Linked DNA regions of Homo sapiens: region 2 is linked to region 1. The links are chromatin loops, found by intact Hi-C in ENCODE. Cell type or tissue: heart right ventricle. All regions are shown on one strand.

Region 1 (8,000 bases):
CTCACTGGCAGCAGCAGAGGGGAAAGATCCCAGCTATTTTTCTAAATTTCCAGAATGGTCACACTTCTAGAATGAGTCTCATCTCCCTAAGAGGTGCCCAAATAAGCTGGGCAATGTCAGTCTTTCAGAGATACTGCTCTTCAGAACCACTGCTCCAAGCATCTGGGTTCTGATAACCTCAAATTGTTGTCTTTGCTTCCTCAGCTCTAGAGATGACAGCAGGTTCTTGCAATGATTACTGTAGTGTTCATTTTTAGGTTTTCTTTTCAGTTCTCCAACATCTATTTAACAGTTTCCTTTTATTGGAATCTCTTGGTTGAAAATATCTAGTGTACTTTTGTTCTCCTGTTACATTTACACTACGATTAGTTATTCAACTCTCCCAATACGTGGAGACAAAACTAAAGAATCATAGCCCAAGAAGAAATAGGTGGTAGTAGCTGTGAGCAAGGAGAAATTTTATCAAGTCTAATTCTTTTTCAGGAAGCATCATGGCATAGAAAGACATGTCTATCTTCCCCAAAAAATCATTTCACAGGGCTACAGGGTCAAATTTTCTTTTTAATGTGGAGCAGCCAAATTCTAAAAGTCACTCATACTGGCTTTGATTATTTTAAAACTGAAAAATTATTTAGAGGAATGCAATACAGGATTATCACAAAGTTTAATCCAGCTAAAGTTAAAACTGTGCTGAAAACTTATTTAGATTGACTAAATTTAATTTAATATTTGTGGATTTTTTGAATATCAGTAATTTCATAGTCCATCTCAGTAAAGATCTTAATACAATTTCACACACACACACACACACACACACACACACACACACACACACACTGTATAGGGGGATGCAAAAGGGAAGAGATTTATAAATCAAATAGCTTTATAGCCTTCAAATAAGCTACAAAAGAAACTGTCCATTTGAATTTCTAGATGCATGCTATAGTGGAACAACACTCAAAATGTATGAACATTTATTACAGATTTGAACATCCTTTGGACTACACTCTTGCCAGTGACAAATGCATTCAACATAAAATAATAATGTTTCAATCATAGAAATGTGCTCTTAATCATATTTAATCCTGCTTTTTATACTCTAACCTTAATTAGTAACCCAGAACCCTTTCTAACCTACACACCCAGTCTTTGAGGAAGTTATTCATCAGATAGGAATAATGTTTGTCTAGGAGTGCACTTATCTTAATGGACTTAATATGATCATTTAAAAAATATTCAGATCCTCCTTCTCCTCTCCTCCTCTCCCCAACTTTCTACCCAACTTCAATTTGACCTATATAACTCTTTCAGGTCTTTGGGACCCTGGGAAGAGGTGATGTAGAGTAAATCTATCAAAAGCCATGGCAATCAAGCACATACACATTAAAACATAACACCTTGGAGGATGGGTGGGAGGAATTGGGGACAGAGCAATTCACACTGAAGGTTACCATATATCTGAAGTTTGGTTAAAATAAACAATGGCATTGTGAAGGGAAAAATGATTCACAAAAGGAAAAGGAAAAACTGAAGTATAGGAGTGTGGGGGCAGGGGAGAAGGGGGGTTATAGAAGGTAAATAACATTATTGTATTCCAATCTGAAGTTTGGTGTCAGTGATAAGTAACCCAAAGAAGTTCTGTTGTGTAGAAGCAGCTGGAGACCCACCACACTCTCTCCCTCCTGCTGCTTCCTGTGTTATTGTCAATTCATCTGCTGTAGCCTCCTTCTCAAACACAGAGCCTGGGAGTCAGTACAGAGCTCTTCTACACCCATAGAAGAGGTTAGTTTACTAATAACTTAATAAGGGCTTACGATGAGATATTTATGCTACTGTTTAATATTTTGACCAATCATAGAAATAGTCTTGGTCTGGATTATTGTGCAATATAAAAGACTTAGGATGTATGCTAGTTAGAAAAGAAAGAAAAAGAGAGAAGGGGGAAAATATTAATTTAGATTCGAAAAAAATAAAGATGAACTAGAGGTACACAAATCTTGTCCTTGAATTTTAAATCATTGAAGAATAATATCAAACATAGATATCTAGATTGGATTGAAGATCAGACAAGGAGCTAAAAATTAACAGCAAAACCCACCTGAAAACGAATTTCAGGTTTATCAATCATACTCATGATTCAAAACCATGGATGAACATCTAACTGGCAACCAGGGTGCTATGCCTGGACTCTTCCACACCCTTACCCCTTAATATCACAAGATAGTGAGCACAGGAGAAATGAAATTATTAGAAAAATATACTAAGAGATTGAAAAAAGACCTATGGTTGTAGAGGGAAAGTTTTGGCATATTTAGTACATTAGCAAAAGAAACATGTAGACCATGGCTACAGTTAACCAAATGAGAAATACATTTTGAGAGAATATCATTGAGACCTTTACATTTCTCAGACTCAATTGCAAGTTCGAGCCTGGAGATGGGGCCATGAGCACTGATAGGTTAATGCATCTTAATCCCCATGTGAGGATATAACAGAATCATATACATAATGCACTGCTCTGGTGCCTACAGCATATATTCAGGACACAGTAATTGTTACCTAATATTATTAGTTGGCCTGGCTTCCATCCTGTAGTTATTTTTTCAAATGGCAGCAAGTATGTGTCACTGAGTATGTCTGATTAATTTCTATTTTAGTTATTATGTCAGATGAAGATATATTTTAATACTATTTTTAAAATATTTAAGTTTATTTTTAATATGTTATTTTTCACCCTCTTTTGGGCTGCCATATGTCCCTGACAAAACAAAAATTACTACCTCAGATTGATTTCTATTAAAATAATATTTACTGCCAAAATATCTAAATGAAGAAGAAGAGAACCTCAGGCTTTACTTATGTAAGCAAAATATCTAAATAATTGAATGAATTACCCCCATTTTAATCTTGGTGTTTTCTTAGAAGTTAGCTGTAGGGAGTATCCATGCAACAGAAGGTTAAGGGAAGAGGGACAAACTAATTAGTGTTATCAAATAAGAGTCTTTAGAGTGAGATTTGGTATCTTGATTTAAATTAGTCAGTGAAATTTTCTGCAATAGTTATATTAGCTAAATAATTTACAAATTTCTATTTTACTTTTTGTTGTAAAGAACGGTCAAAAATGTTCATGATTAATTTCATAGTCATTCCATTTCACCCTTTATCACAATTTCCCTCTAATTATTCTTTCCTCTCCTTGACTTCCTTCTCCAGTCCATTGCTTCCAGCACAGATTATACAGGCTAATCTATATGCTAACATTAAAATAGTTAATACTTACCAGTGACAGACACTTGAAATGATTGGTTCTTGTTCTGAAACCATTGCATTACACTACTCATTAGTTGACCTGCTAATATTTGCTTTAAATGAAATCTGTCCACATAATTTAAAAACTGTTTATATTTTAATTTCTCCCATGATTATTAACTTAACATATGTCCTACTATCAAATCACTTCATTAAACATATTACATACTGAAATGCACTTCCTTCAAATTGACTTATGATTATTTCCAACAGCTATTTAATATATTTTATTTCACAATGGTTTTTGACTAGGCGCAGGTCTCCCAATCCCCTTTGTAGCCATTGTAATGAACTGCAGTCAACTCAGGCCCACTCTTTTTCTAATGCCGAATTTACCTAACCCTATGTCTCTTAGCCAAAAGCAACATCTCAGATTTTTCAATGCTTGTTAAAGAAGGCAAGAATAAGATGAAAAGCAATAATAGTAAATCTATTCTTTTTCAATATCAGTAATCAAAGTTAATGAGGTATAATAAGTAGTATCTTTGTTGAAAATTATATCCACAATTGTCATGTGTGAAGAATTTAAGTTTTATAATTACACAAAGTATATGATAATGCTGTGTTGTAATTTTTTTGCTATAATTTTTTTTTTTTTTGAGGCAGAGTCTCACTCTGTCACCCCGGCTGGAGTACAGTGGCGCAATCACGGCTCACTGCAGCCACTGCCTCCCGGGTTCAAGCGATTTTTCTGCCTCAGCCTCCCAAGTAGCAGGAATTACAAGTGCGTGCGACCACACCTGGCTAACTTTTGGGTTTTTCGTAGAGATGGAGTTTCACTATCTCAGGCTGGTCTTGAACTCCTGACTTCAGATGATCCACCCACCTCGGCCTCCCAAAGGGCTGGGATCACGGGCATGAGCCACCGCACCCGGACTATAAATTGTTTTAAAGAGAAAATCACTTCCCATTCTTAACCATAAGAACGGGATATTCTTCCTCTGTTGCTTAACAGCCTGCAGGTGGCCACATTACCTAACCATAAATTTGAGTATTGTATTTTCAAATTCCCATGCAAAATCAAGATTAGTCTTATGACCCTTTGTGTCTGCAAACCAGCATTATTCACTTTGAGAAGTATGCCATTTTTCAGTGCCCTATGTGGGCTTTCTACTAAACTCATTAATTTGGAGGATGAATGCTTACTAATTTTATGAAGGTATCTCTATAACTTCCTCATCCCACCATGATGTATATGCAGGGATTTCTTCTTGAGTTATATTTTTTCATCTGTCCTATTCTCTTCTACTATGCTTTATAAATTCGAATCATTCAGCCAGGGAAATAAGGCATTGTGCTATTTGCAGTTCTCCTTTTGGACCTTTCTGTCAGCTGTTGTATGATTTAAAATAAATTTTGGCCTTCACCTTATCTGGGCCCACAATTGTCTTTTCTGAAGCCGAGGAAGCTGCTCCTAAGCCATTTTGTATTCATAATTTGTTCTTATTTAATGTAGTATGAATTTTATAACACTTTCTGCAGTGTGTGTAAAGGCAAGTTTATTAACAAGCTCTTTATATAACCTTTCAAAGATACTTTGATTCCAAATATAGCATTTTAGCACTCAGTTGAAATGTTGTTATTATATAATTATTAGATAATGTATTCCTATTTCTTAGAAATATGCCATTTCTCTATAACAGTAAAAATGTCTTTATATATTTATAAGGAAATCTACAAACTTTTTAAATATTTTGTCAAATGCTATTTTCAAGCTAAATACAGTAATTAAGTAAAATTATATTATTGCCCATATGTAAAATATATATAGTATAGTGAACAAGATGAGGACTAGATCCATTTGTTTATTAGAGATGGATGTATTTTATTTTGCTTTTTTTTAAAAAAAAGGGACCAACATTGTGATAAAAATACACAAACTTCAATCATTTTAATATAAAAGGCTTTACATTATTTGGAATAAAGGCAATGATTACACTACACTGTAATTGCAGTGATGACATACATGGATACAGGGAAACTAATTATCTTTTTAACGATGTATGTCCATAGTGATTACACAACCGGAGTTTGTGGTTACTTTGAATTTAGGATGATCTATGTTCATGAAGCTTTAATTTCACTTTTCATAATTTCCCTACGATGCATTTATCTATGCATTTATCTAGATACGATTAAGTTAATAAAAAGAGAGGACTGGCTGGGCACAGTGGCTCACGCCTGTAATCCCAGCACTTTGGGAGGCCGAGGTGGGTGCATCACCTGAGGTCAGGAGTTTGGGACTAGCCTGGCCGACATGGTGAAACCCCGTCTTCCAGGAGGCAGAGGTTGCAATGGGCAGCAGATTTTTTTTTGTCTCCTGGGCGACAAAAAAAGAAAAAAAAAAAAAGGAGAGAACTTAAAGCTTAAAGCTTCACATTTATATTGTATCCAGGTGACTAATCTGTTAAGTCAGAAAAATTTAATCAGTTAATTCAGCCAATCATTGGTGATTTTTAAATCTGAATGGACTGTTTGTAAATACAATAGTTATTAATTTAATATATTGAAATATGGATGAAATGTTGTTATCATATATGGACTTTACTTCAAAATAATCCAGCTTGGAAGGGAAGTATGTGAAATAATTAAAATTGCCCATAAGCTGATAATTACTGAGACCAGTGAGGGAGATGTGGAGGTTTATTAACTATATTTTCTACTTTTTTGTTTGAACTTTTTCATCACAAAATGTTTTCAAAGACAGGGCCAAAAGGAAGATTTGGTTGTGAACCACAAAAAAGTTTGGTATTTATCACCATACTGATGTAGTTAAAGGCTTACAATACAAGCCAGGACAAACACATGCCAAGAGCAAATTATGAATCTGTTTGTATTCAGCACTAAAGTTGTGGACAGCTACTCAGTTTCTGTAGCTTATGACTTGTAAAATCCCTCAAATTTCTGTGTTTCCAAAAAATAAAAATAAAAAAAAGCAGGACCTGGGCATTTTATATTTTTTCTTATGTTTTTGAAAATATAAATAACTTTTTAAATACAACTTTTTTTTTCATGGGATGAAGAAAAAATTAAATGCATTCTGCTTTATTTTCCCCCATGCTGCTCTTATCCTTAAAATCTCTTTGATAGGAGTGATATGCCCAAATATTACAGTGTTGATTAATAAAATCAAGGTGCTATAAATTATGTGGAATTAACCTCTTCAATTTAATGGGATATGGTAACATTTCCTTAATGCTTGGTTACATTTGAGCCATTGAGCTCAAGTATGAAAAGAAATAGCTCCAATTTTTAAATTCTTTATAAGATGAAAACAAAAAGAAAAAATCATACTTATGGATTAGCAGTTACATAAAGCTGTAAAGAAGGGTTCAGTACTGAATGGAGGTGACTGTTCTTTAGAGTAAACCTTTATTAGGCAAAGCTGTAGTCTTAAATGTTGCTAAACTGACAGCCAGAAAAAATCAATAATTATAAAAAAATCAGTCTCTAATTATTCTTTTTCCAAGTGCTGAGATTGCTCTGAGTTCTCTGAACAGCAAGACATCTGTCCTGCCTCTCACACCATGTCCATATTTCTGACACACTCTTCCAGAGGCTGAACTGCAGTTCTAGGACTAGAGCTAGATGGAGAGCTCATTATCTAACTTTTCTTCTCAGAATCTCTTTCCCCAAGGTGCTAGAGTGTCCCACAGCATTACCTGTGTCTGTCAGACAGCCCTAGATATAGATGATTGCCTTTGGGGTTTGCAAGAAGAGGCTGGAAAGAAATGCAAATTGAATGAGTTACCCTGCAACAGGGATTGTCTTTGCTTCTGTGTAGCTGAGAGACTATTTGAGAATGACAGAAATATACAAAAAGTCTTGCAGGGCATACCTGTGGAAGAACAACAATCAGCTTGCACACACAGGAATATAATTTACTTTGTTGCATCAATTTGCTTTTGCTGTAAAATGTAAGTTAAAATGTCATTGATGGGAAGTACATGTCAAAGTTGCCAGTAGTGTCTATCATTGACAAAGGTCCACTAGACTAGGACTCTTGGAACCCCAGGTAAATTAGACCGGACTGTGTCCTTCTATTTATTTATGAGAAAGTGCAAAATAGTCCCTGGCATCTAGGAGCTCTCCTGGTACTATCAGCTAGGCCTTGGTGTCCACCTGTTGAACAAAAACATGCTCTGGATCATTAGCATCATACAGGTCCACTCTGTGACCTTGGTAAATCAAGAAAAGAAAAGAATATGAAGTCTTTGTAATCATGCCTGAAAATAAAATATTAATACTGTCTTACACCACAAAAATGACCCACTATTCTATTCTAATGAATGACTCCTATTTCTTTACCATTACAGATTTAGCCTTAGTCCAGTGTTTCTTCATTCTAGATAAGGTTTATCATGATACCTAATTATAGAATTACCTTCTCCTTACTTTTTGACACCATCCAAATCAGAATGAAGCTCCACTTTCTTAAACTCTCTTCCAAATCACCTAAGGCAAGCTCAAATATTTTAAGTTCTTTCTAACATCCTCTTTCTAAGGTGTCCCAGGTTCCCATGATGCACATTCTCACTCAGCGCAACAAGTGATAAGTTCAATTTGTTCAACTTGAGATGCGCTCTTGGTAGTCATCAGGTGGAGAATAAACTATTATTAAAACTAAGTGGTTACAATGGCTACTTTATAACTGATAAAAGAAATAGGGTAAATTTGCCCAACAGAGTCAC
Region 2 (8,000 bases), 320 kb before region 1:
TTTTTACAAGGCCAAGATAATGTTTCATGAAGTCAGTACAGTGTATTTTGAAACAATCAAATGTTAGAGTTTTGTTCCTTTCTTGGAAAATGAAGTGTGCTATTTTTAAATTGCTGAAGTATATGTTACTTTCAACCGAGGCATGGTGGTTTCTTTTGCAATGGCTTTACATTTTCTGAATTTAAAATGGATAGTGTGGCTTACACTTTCTGTGTAACCTGTCTTTAATTTATTCATCCATCTTAATGACCTGTCCGTGGCACACAACTATAGCATTACTGAAAAAAGGCCTACAGCATAGCTTAAAATAATCAATAGTTTTACACCCTGTTGACTTCCTGTATTTCTGTAAAACTGTCAGAAACCAGTATTTCTTTCCAGAGTACAGAGGGGCGTTATGCATTATCCTGGGTGAAGTTCTCTTTAAAATTTTTCCTGTTATAATCTGGTTCTTTTCAGTTCATCTCATTTCTTACAAGAGCAGAAAATAACCTTGTGTTGAAGAATCATTGCAGGTATTAGGAAAGAGAGGCTCTCTTTTGGCCTAAGGAGAGAAAATCCTTTAACTAAGCCTGCAAATGTAATAAAGGCTTCCCTCCTGTGTCCCGGAACAGACATCTCTGATGGATCACAGAATGCTTTCCTGGTAGGCCGAGACACACATTAGGGTCTCTTTCAATACAGTAATGTGCGCAACCACTCCTAATTCACTACACTCTCCAGTATGGTAGCCACTAGCCACATGTGACTTATAAAATTAAAATTATGGCACAGTGGCTCAGGCCTAATTTATCGCAGCACTTTGGAAGGCTGAGGCAGGTGGATCGCTTGAGCCTAGATGTTCAAGGGCAACATGGTGAAACCCTGTGTCTACAAAAAATTAGCCAGACGTGGTGGCATGTGCCTAAGTCCCAGCTACCCAGGAGCTGAGGTCTGAGGATCGCCTGAGTCCAGGAGGTCAAGGCTGCAGTGAGCTGTGACTGTGTCACTGTGGCTCCAGCCTGGGCCACACAGTGAGACCCTGTCTCAAAAAAAAAAAAAAAAATTGACTGAGAAATTGAATTTACCTTTATACTAGTCCCATATCAAGCAAAGCTACATGTGGCTAGTGATTACTGTATTGATTAGCACAAGTAAACATTATCATTGCAGGAAGTTTTATTGGACAAAGCTGGATTAGAAGGATCAAGAATAATCTGTTATACTAGTACAGGAACATAAGCAAAACAGCTCTTTGGACTATAGGATTATTGTAAGCCTACCCCTGACACCTGTTCATAGTAGAAACATATAGTATACATAGTAGAAACATGACCATAGATTGAATTGTAAGAACTGTGCTCTCAAAAGTGGAAAATAATTTGGAATTGGGGTTAGTGCCTAGATTGGGCATTTTCTGATGTGAAACTCTGTTTTGGCTTTGTGATTTGTATTTTGAGTCCAGTGAGTACCCTGGACCTCCAGCCCCCTGTTCTGTGCTATACCCTATGCACTCCGTTACCTGCGCTGGCCTCCAGGTTGCTATGACTTTTCAAGCCCTATCTTGCTTTCTTTTATGGGAGTCATAGTGGGATGGATGATTATAAGCTGGTCTCTGAAGTGCAACATTTAAGAGGAATCTTCAGGGATCATTAAGTTAACTGCATATTCTTCTGCATGCAAAATGCCAATAATGTTAGCTACTATTCAGGCATTTATGATGTATTAGTCACTACCGTATTCCTTATGTGCATTATTTTAAATTCTCACAATAGTCCTATGAGATAGGAATAATAATTATCTTTATTTTAGAGATGATGACTTTAAGGCATAGAGAGGTTAAGTTATATACCCAATGTCACACAGCTTAGGTGGAACCAGGAGAGACCCACAGAGAAACTGATTCCAGGCTGTCTACTCTTTTCCATTATGTAATGAAATGCTTCCATGTTATCTATCAATGGATGCTTTAAACTCTTGGAAGATATTGAATCTCCAGAAGTAGTCCATTTCATTGCTAACTATTAGATACAAGCAAATAAGGAGTTTTTTTTTTTTTTTGCCCAGCTTATTTTTCTATCCCAGACCTTCCTTGACAATTATTTCAATTGTAGTCTTTTTTTTTTTTGTTCTAGTACCATCTACCTTAGAGATGTCTTTGAGAAAGGCATCATCCTGTGTTCAGTGGCCCCGTGCATTCATTCAGTCTTTCTCTTGGACTCTTTTCATTCGATTGTCTAGCCTCTTTGACCTTTAAGCTTTTTACATATTTCTCTAAATGTGGTGACTGAATGTCTGTTCTAGTACTATAGTATCTTAAGCAGTGGGAGGCATAACAGTGTGACTACACCCTATATAACATAGTCAACGGCGTCTTTTTTTTTTTTTCTTAAATAAAGAACTCTTAGCTCATCTCCTTTCTTTTGAATTGTGGAATCTGGATTAGAGCTTGTCTCCTAAAGCTCTGTGCCAGCATCTTCCCACTCCACAATGCTGCATCTTCTCAACCTTTCTTCTCCCTGGTGATTTGAGTTTTGACTTGAGTTTTAAAGAGGATAGAACTATAAATATTTAAAGTACTAAGATTCCCTTAGGCATCTTAAATTTGTTTTGGATTTAGAAGCAGGGTGGCAAAGGAACATACATCTTGCTTTTTTGTTTATAATTTTTAAATTATATAATTTACAGCAAATGTTTTACATCAAGAAGTAAATGAGTATGTTTATTGTGAATTTAAAAGAAAATCAAATTGTCCTTGATGTTACTTATTTCTAGACTCTGCAAAAGGGAAACATTAGTCCTTTTTGGCAAAGTTTTGTTTTCAGATGTGTTCTAGACCAAGGGCCCCAACCCTCAGGCCATGGACCTGTACTGGCCCATGGTCTGTTAGGAACTGGGCCGCACAGTGGGAGATGAGTGGTGGGTGAGTGAGCATTACTGCCTGAGCTCTGCCTCCTGTTAGATCAGCCCTGGCATTATATTCTCATAGGAGTGGGAACCCTGTTATGAACTCTGCATGTGAGGGATCTAGGTTGCTCGCTCCTTATGAGAATCTAACTAACGCCTGATGATCTGAGGTGGAACAGTTTCATCCCAAAACCACGTCCCTGCCCAACCCCCATCTGTGGAAAAAGTGTCTTCCACAAAACTGATCCCTAGTACCAGCCAAAAAAGCTGGGGACCACTTTTCTAGATAAACTTATGAGTTGTGTAAAACCATAGAGGTGATCACTTATGTCTGTTTTTAACAAAACCAATATGAACATTACATTCATATTTCTTAAAATGTGCAGCCATTTGCATGCTTCCCCACAAAGTTGTGACACAGTTGATGCTGGCTGTATCTTCCTACCCCTCTTATGGACCTAGGTAGCTACTTGGGAAAAATAGTGCACATGGGCGCATATTGCCACACATGCTAGAGAGATGTTTCTCTTTTCAGTCCAGACAGTGTTATTTCTGGACCTCCCTCTCTTTGAGTGAGGGTGAAGTCTTCCCTGATAAACTTTACAAGTTCAAGTGCAAAACCAGCCAGGGAATGACTCTTGGGTGTTGCCTTCCATGTGTATGACAAGGAGTAGCAAGGACTCTTGAGTCTTCCAAAGGGAACTAATTTGGCTGTTTCTCAGGAGGAATCCTGTTATTGTGTTAAGCTCTCAACTCCCTATGAGCCCCTCTGCTAGTCTTCTGTGTGCATAACCTACCATCTAAGTTTCTCTGGAAATGGCCTATTTCTGTTTTTTTTTGAAGGAGCCTGTAATAGAAAACCTATGGGGAGGGATGAGAGTGCTTCACTCAGGAGACTGTTGATGCTTTGTCTCCTGCAAGCAGCCTGGCATGCACGTGCTGTCAGAAAAGGTCGTCTGACTCAGCCACTGAAGCTGCTGAGGCTGCCTGTGACTGAAATAACCTCACTGCTGTGGATTTCTTTGTGCTGTCAGGCTTGTGCCATGGCTAGTTTACGAGACAGCAAAGGTTTACCCAAGGCCCTTTCAACTATTTTAGTTAACTTCAGCTTTCAGTCAAAACAAGTACATTTATCATGACATAAATATAATTACTTTTATTGTATTTATATTGTGGTATGTTTGCCTGTAAAAGAATTGCTTAGATGATACGATATTTGGTGCACACAAATATTTATTGTAGCCTGTGTGGTTTATGAATCACAATATAAATTGAATATCGGTGAACCCATCTAATATAAGAATTAGAGGTTAATGGACATATAGAAAATTATTTTCAAAAGTGATATTCTAAGACTTATTTATAAGAGCCAGGCTTCAGGGAGCTGTATCTTCTGTGTTCTATACTGGTGCCTGGCATGTGCCATTGTTTTAAAATTTTTAAATTTTTGTGGATACATAGTAGGTGTATATATTTATGATTATTGGGCTGTTCAGATTCTTAATTTCTTTCTGGTTCAATCTTGATAGGTTATATATGTCTAGGAATTTATTCATTTCTTCTAGATTTTCCAATTTATTGGCATATAGTTGCTCCTAGTAGCCACTAACGACTCTTTGAATTTCTTATGAGTTTTAATGTCCCCTTTTTCATCTCTGATTTTATTTGGGTCTTCATCCCTACCCCCACCCCCACCGTTGTTAGTCTGGCTAAAGGTTTGTCAATTTTGTTTATCTTCTCAAAATACCAACTTTTTGTTTCATTGTTCTTTTGTATTTTCTTCATTTCAAATTTATTTCTGCTCTGATCTATATTTCTTTTACTAGTTTTGGGTTTGGTTTGCTCTTTTCTAGTTCTTTAAGTTACATCATTAGGTTATTTCTTTTTCTTTTTTGATGTAGGCACTTATAGCTGTAAATTTTCCTCTTAGTAATTTTTATCTGATGAAATGTTCTGTAGATCTCTATTAGGTTCATTCTGTAGTGCAGATTAAGTCCTATGTCTCTGACTTTTCTTCCTGAGAAATCTGTCAGTGCTGAAAATGGGGTGTGGAAGTCTCCAGCTGTTGTATTTTAATCTGTCTCTCTTTAGCTCTAATAATATTTGCTCTATGTATCCGGCTGCCCCAGTGTTGGGTGTGTATATATTTATAATCATTGTATCCTCTTGCTGAATTGACCCCTTTATCATTATATGATAAGCTTCTTTGTCTCTTCTTACAGTTTTTCTCTTGAAATCTATTTTGTCTGATGTAAGTATAGCTACTCCTGTTCTGTTTTGTTTTTTTTTTTTTTTTTGTGGGTTTCCATTGGCATGGGATATATTTTTCCATCCCTTTATTTTTGGTCTCTGTGTAGCTTTATAGGTGAACCATGTCTCTTGTAGACAACAGACCACTGGGTCTTAACTTTTTTCATCCATTCAGCTACTGTGTCTTATTGGAGAGTTTAGTCCATTTACAGTCAATGTTATTATTGATAAGTAGGGACTTATTCGTGCCATTTTGTTTTTTGTTTTCTGGTTGTTTTGTGGTCTTCTTTCTTCTTTCCTTCCTTCCTGTCTTCCTTCTAGTGAAGGTGATTTTTCTTTGGGGTGCTTTGATTTCTTGCTTTTTATTTTTTATGAATCTGTAGTTTTTTTTGTATTTGATGTTAGCATGAGGCTTGAAAAGACTGTCTTATAACTCGTTATTTTAAACTGATGAAAACTTAACACTAATTGCATAAACAAATAAGCAAAAAGAAAACTAATACAAACTCTATGCTTTTTTTTTTTTGAGACGGAATTTTGCTCTTGTTGCCCAGGCTGGAGTACAGTGGCATGATCTCGTAAGTAGCTGGGATTAAAGGTGCGCACCACCACGCCCAACTAATTTTTTGTATTTTTAGTAGAGACAGGGTTTCATCACGTTGGCCAAGTTGGTCTCGAACTCCTGACCTCAGGTGATCTACCCACCTCGGCCTCCCAAAAGTGCAGGGATTACAGGCATGAGCCACTGCATCCAGCCAAAACTCTACACTTTTACTTCACCCCTATGCTTTTTAACTTTTTGTTTCTCTTAATTTCTTATTGTGCTATGTCTTAAAGTTATTGTAGTTATTCTAATTGGTTCTTTAGTCTTTATGCTTAAGAGTGTTTACACACCACAGTTGCAATGTTAATAATATCCTGTGTTTCTATGTGTGCTTATTATTACCAGTGAGTTTTGTATCTTCAGATGATTTCTTGTTTGCTCATTAACATTCTTTTTTTTTTTTTTTCAGATCAAAGAACTCCCTCTATCACTTCTTGTAGGACAGGTCTGGTGTTGATGAAATCCCTCTGATTTTGGTTGTCTTGGAAGTTCTTTATTTCTCCTCCATGCTTGAAAGATATTTTGCCATATATACTATTCTAGGGCAAAAGTTTCTTTCCTTCAGTCCTTTAAATATGTCATGCTACTCTTTCCTGGCTTGTAATGTTTCCACTGAAAAGTCTGTTGCCAGACATGTTGGAGCTCTGTTGTCTGTTGTTTCTTTTCTCTTACTGCTTTTGGAATTCTTTATCATTGATTTTTTGGGAATTTGATTAACTCGCAAAAGGTAGCTTTGGAGGTAGTCTTCCTTGGGTTAAATTTGCTTGGTGTTCTATAACCTTCTTGTACTTGAATGTTTATCTTTCTCTAGGTTTGGGACATTTTGTTATCCCTTTGAATAAACTTTTCTACTCCTATCTCTTTCTCTACCTCTTCTTTAAAGCCAGTAACTCTTAGTATTGGCCCTTTCGAGGCTATTTTCTAGATATTGTAGGTGTGCTTCATTGTTCTTTATTTTTCTTTTGTCTCCTCTGACTGTATTTTCAATAAGCCTGTCTTCAAGCTTAGTGATTTTCTTCTGCTTGATCAGTTCTGCTATTTAAGAGACTGATGCATTCAGCAGTATGTCAGTTGCATTTTTCAAATGTAGAATTTCTGCTTGATTCTTTTAAATTATTTCAGTCTGTTAAATTTATCTGATAGAATTCTGAATTCCTTCTTTGTTATCTTGGATTTCTTCGTGTTTCCTCAAAACAGCTGTTTTGAATTCTGTCTGAAAGGTCACATATCTCTGTTTCCCCAAGATTGGTCCCCGGTGCCTTATTTTGTTTGGTGAGGTCATGCTTCCCTAGATTGTCTCAAGGCCTGTAGATGTTTGTTGGTGTCTGGGCATTAAAGGGTTAGGTATTTATTGTAGTCTTTGTGGTCTTGTCTTGTTAGTGCCTTTCCTTGGGAACGCTTTCTAGGTATTCAAAGGGACTTGGGCTCCAACCATAATTGCTGTGGTTTTTGTAAACTTGTAGGAGGTATTGTCTTGATGGTCTTAGATAATATCCAGAAGAATTTTCTGGGTTACCAGGTAGAGACTGCTGTTCTTTTCCCTTACTTTCCTCCAAACAAGTGGAATCTCTCTCTCTCTCTCTCTCTCTCTCTCTCTGTGCTGAACCGCCTGGAACTGGGGGTGTGGTGATACAAACACATCCCTATGGCCACCACCACTGGGACTGTGGTGGGTCAGGCCTAAAGCCAGCACAGCACTGGGTTTTGCCCAAGGCCTGCTGTTAACTACTACCTGACTACCACCTATTTTAACTCAAGGCCCTAGGGCTCTACAATAAACAGGTGGCGAAGCCAGCCAGGTCTGCATTCTTACCTTCAGTGCTGTGAGTTCCCCAAATGCTGTCTGATTTTTGGTTCTTGTGATGGTGCTTTTCTGTTTACAGATCGTTGTTAAAATTTGGTGCTCCTGAGGTGTGGACAAATGGCTTCAATTCCACCATCTTGCTCCACCACCTCTCCATCTCTTTTTAGGAGGTTAATCAGAGGAAAAGATCATGGGTATGTCTGCCATCCTGCCAAGCAGACATGTAGTGTTTCTGATTGGTGAGTGAGGAAAGGTAAAGATTGCAGTGTAACTGATAATACAAATTTTCATTTTAAATGTCTATTTTTGAGGATAATGAACATATATAATAGTAAGCAGAGGAGTATAATGTACCTTCCTGAGCCCAACACCTTAGCTCCAATGACTATCAACCCATGGTCACTCCTGCCCCATTCACATCCCCATCTCTTTGCCTTCTCCCTCCTCTAATTGATT

Evidence for each region. Hi-C counts contacts between places; a loop is a spot of excess contacts. Peaks named below come from ENCODE experiments on the same cell type or tissue, not always from the same donor. Only the 100,000 strongest peaks of a DNase experiment are listed, where the experiment ranks them.
Region 2: it touches region 1 in a loop (4-fold over the local background); 8 of 110 quality-filtered maps call a loop at or near these places.

The regions. Positions count from the first base shown.
Region 1 is chr5:41,516,266-41,524,265 of GRCh38, reverse strand. No RefSeq gene overlaps it. Among named protein-coding and RNA genes, the nearest start is that of PLCXD3, 9.7 kb to the right of the region's middle. In heart right ventricle, a CTCF peak has its summit at 4,266 (motif pointing right); no DNase peak of the experiment used is centred here.
Region 2 is chr5:41,831,671-41,839,670 of GRCh38, reverse strand. The region is part of intron 7 of OXCT1 (3-oxoacid CoA-transferase 1); the gene reads left to right. Among named protein-coding and RNA genes, the nearest start is that of OXCT1-AS1, 34 kb to the left of the region's middle. In heart right ventricle, no CTCF peak of the experiment used is centred here; a DNase peak (open chromatin) is centred at 3,858; H3K27ac peaks cover 2,495 bases.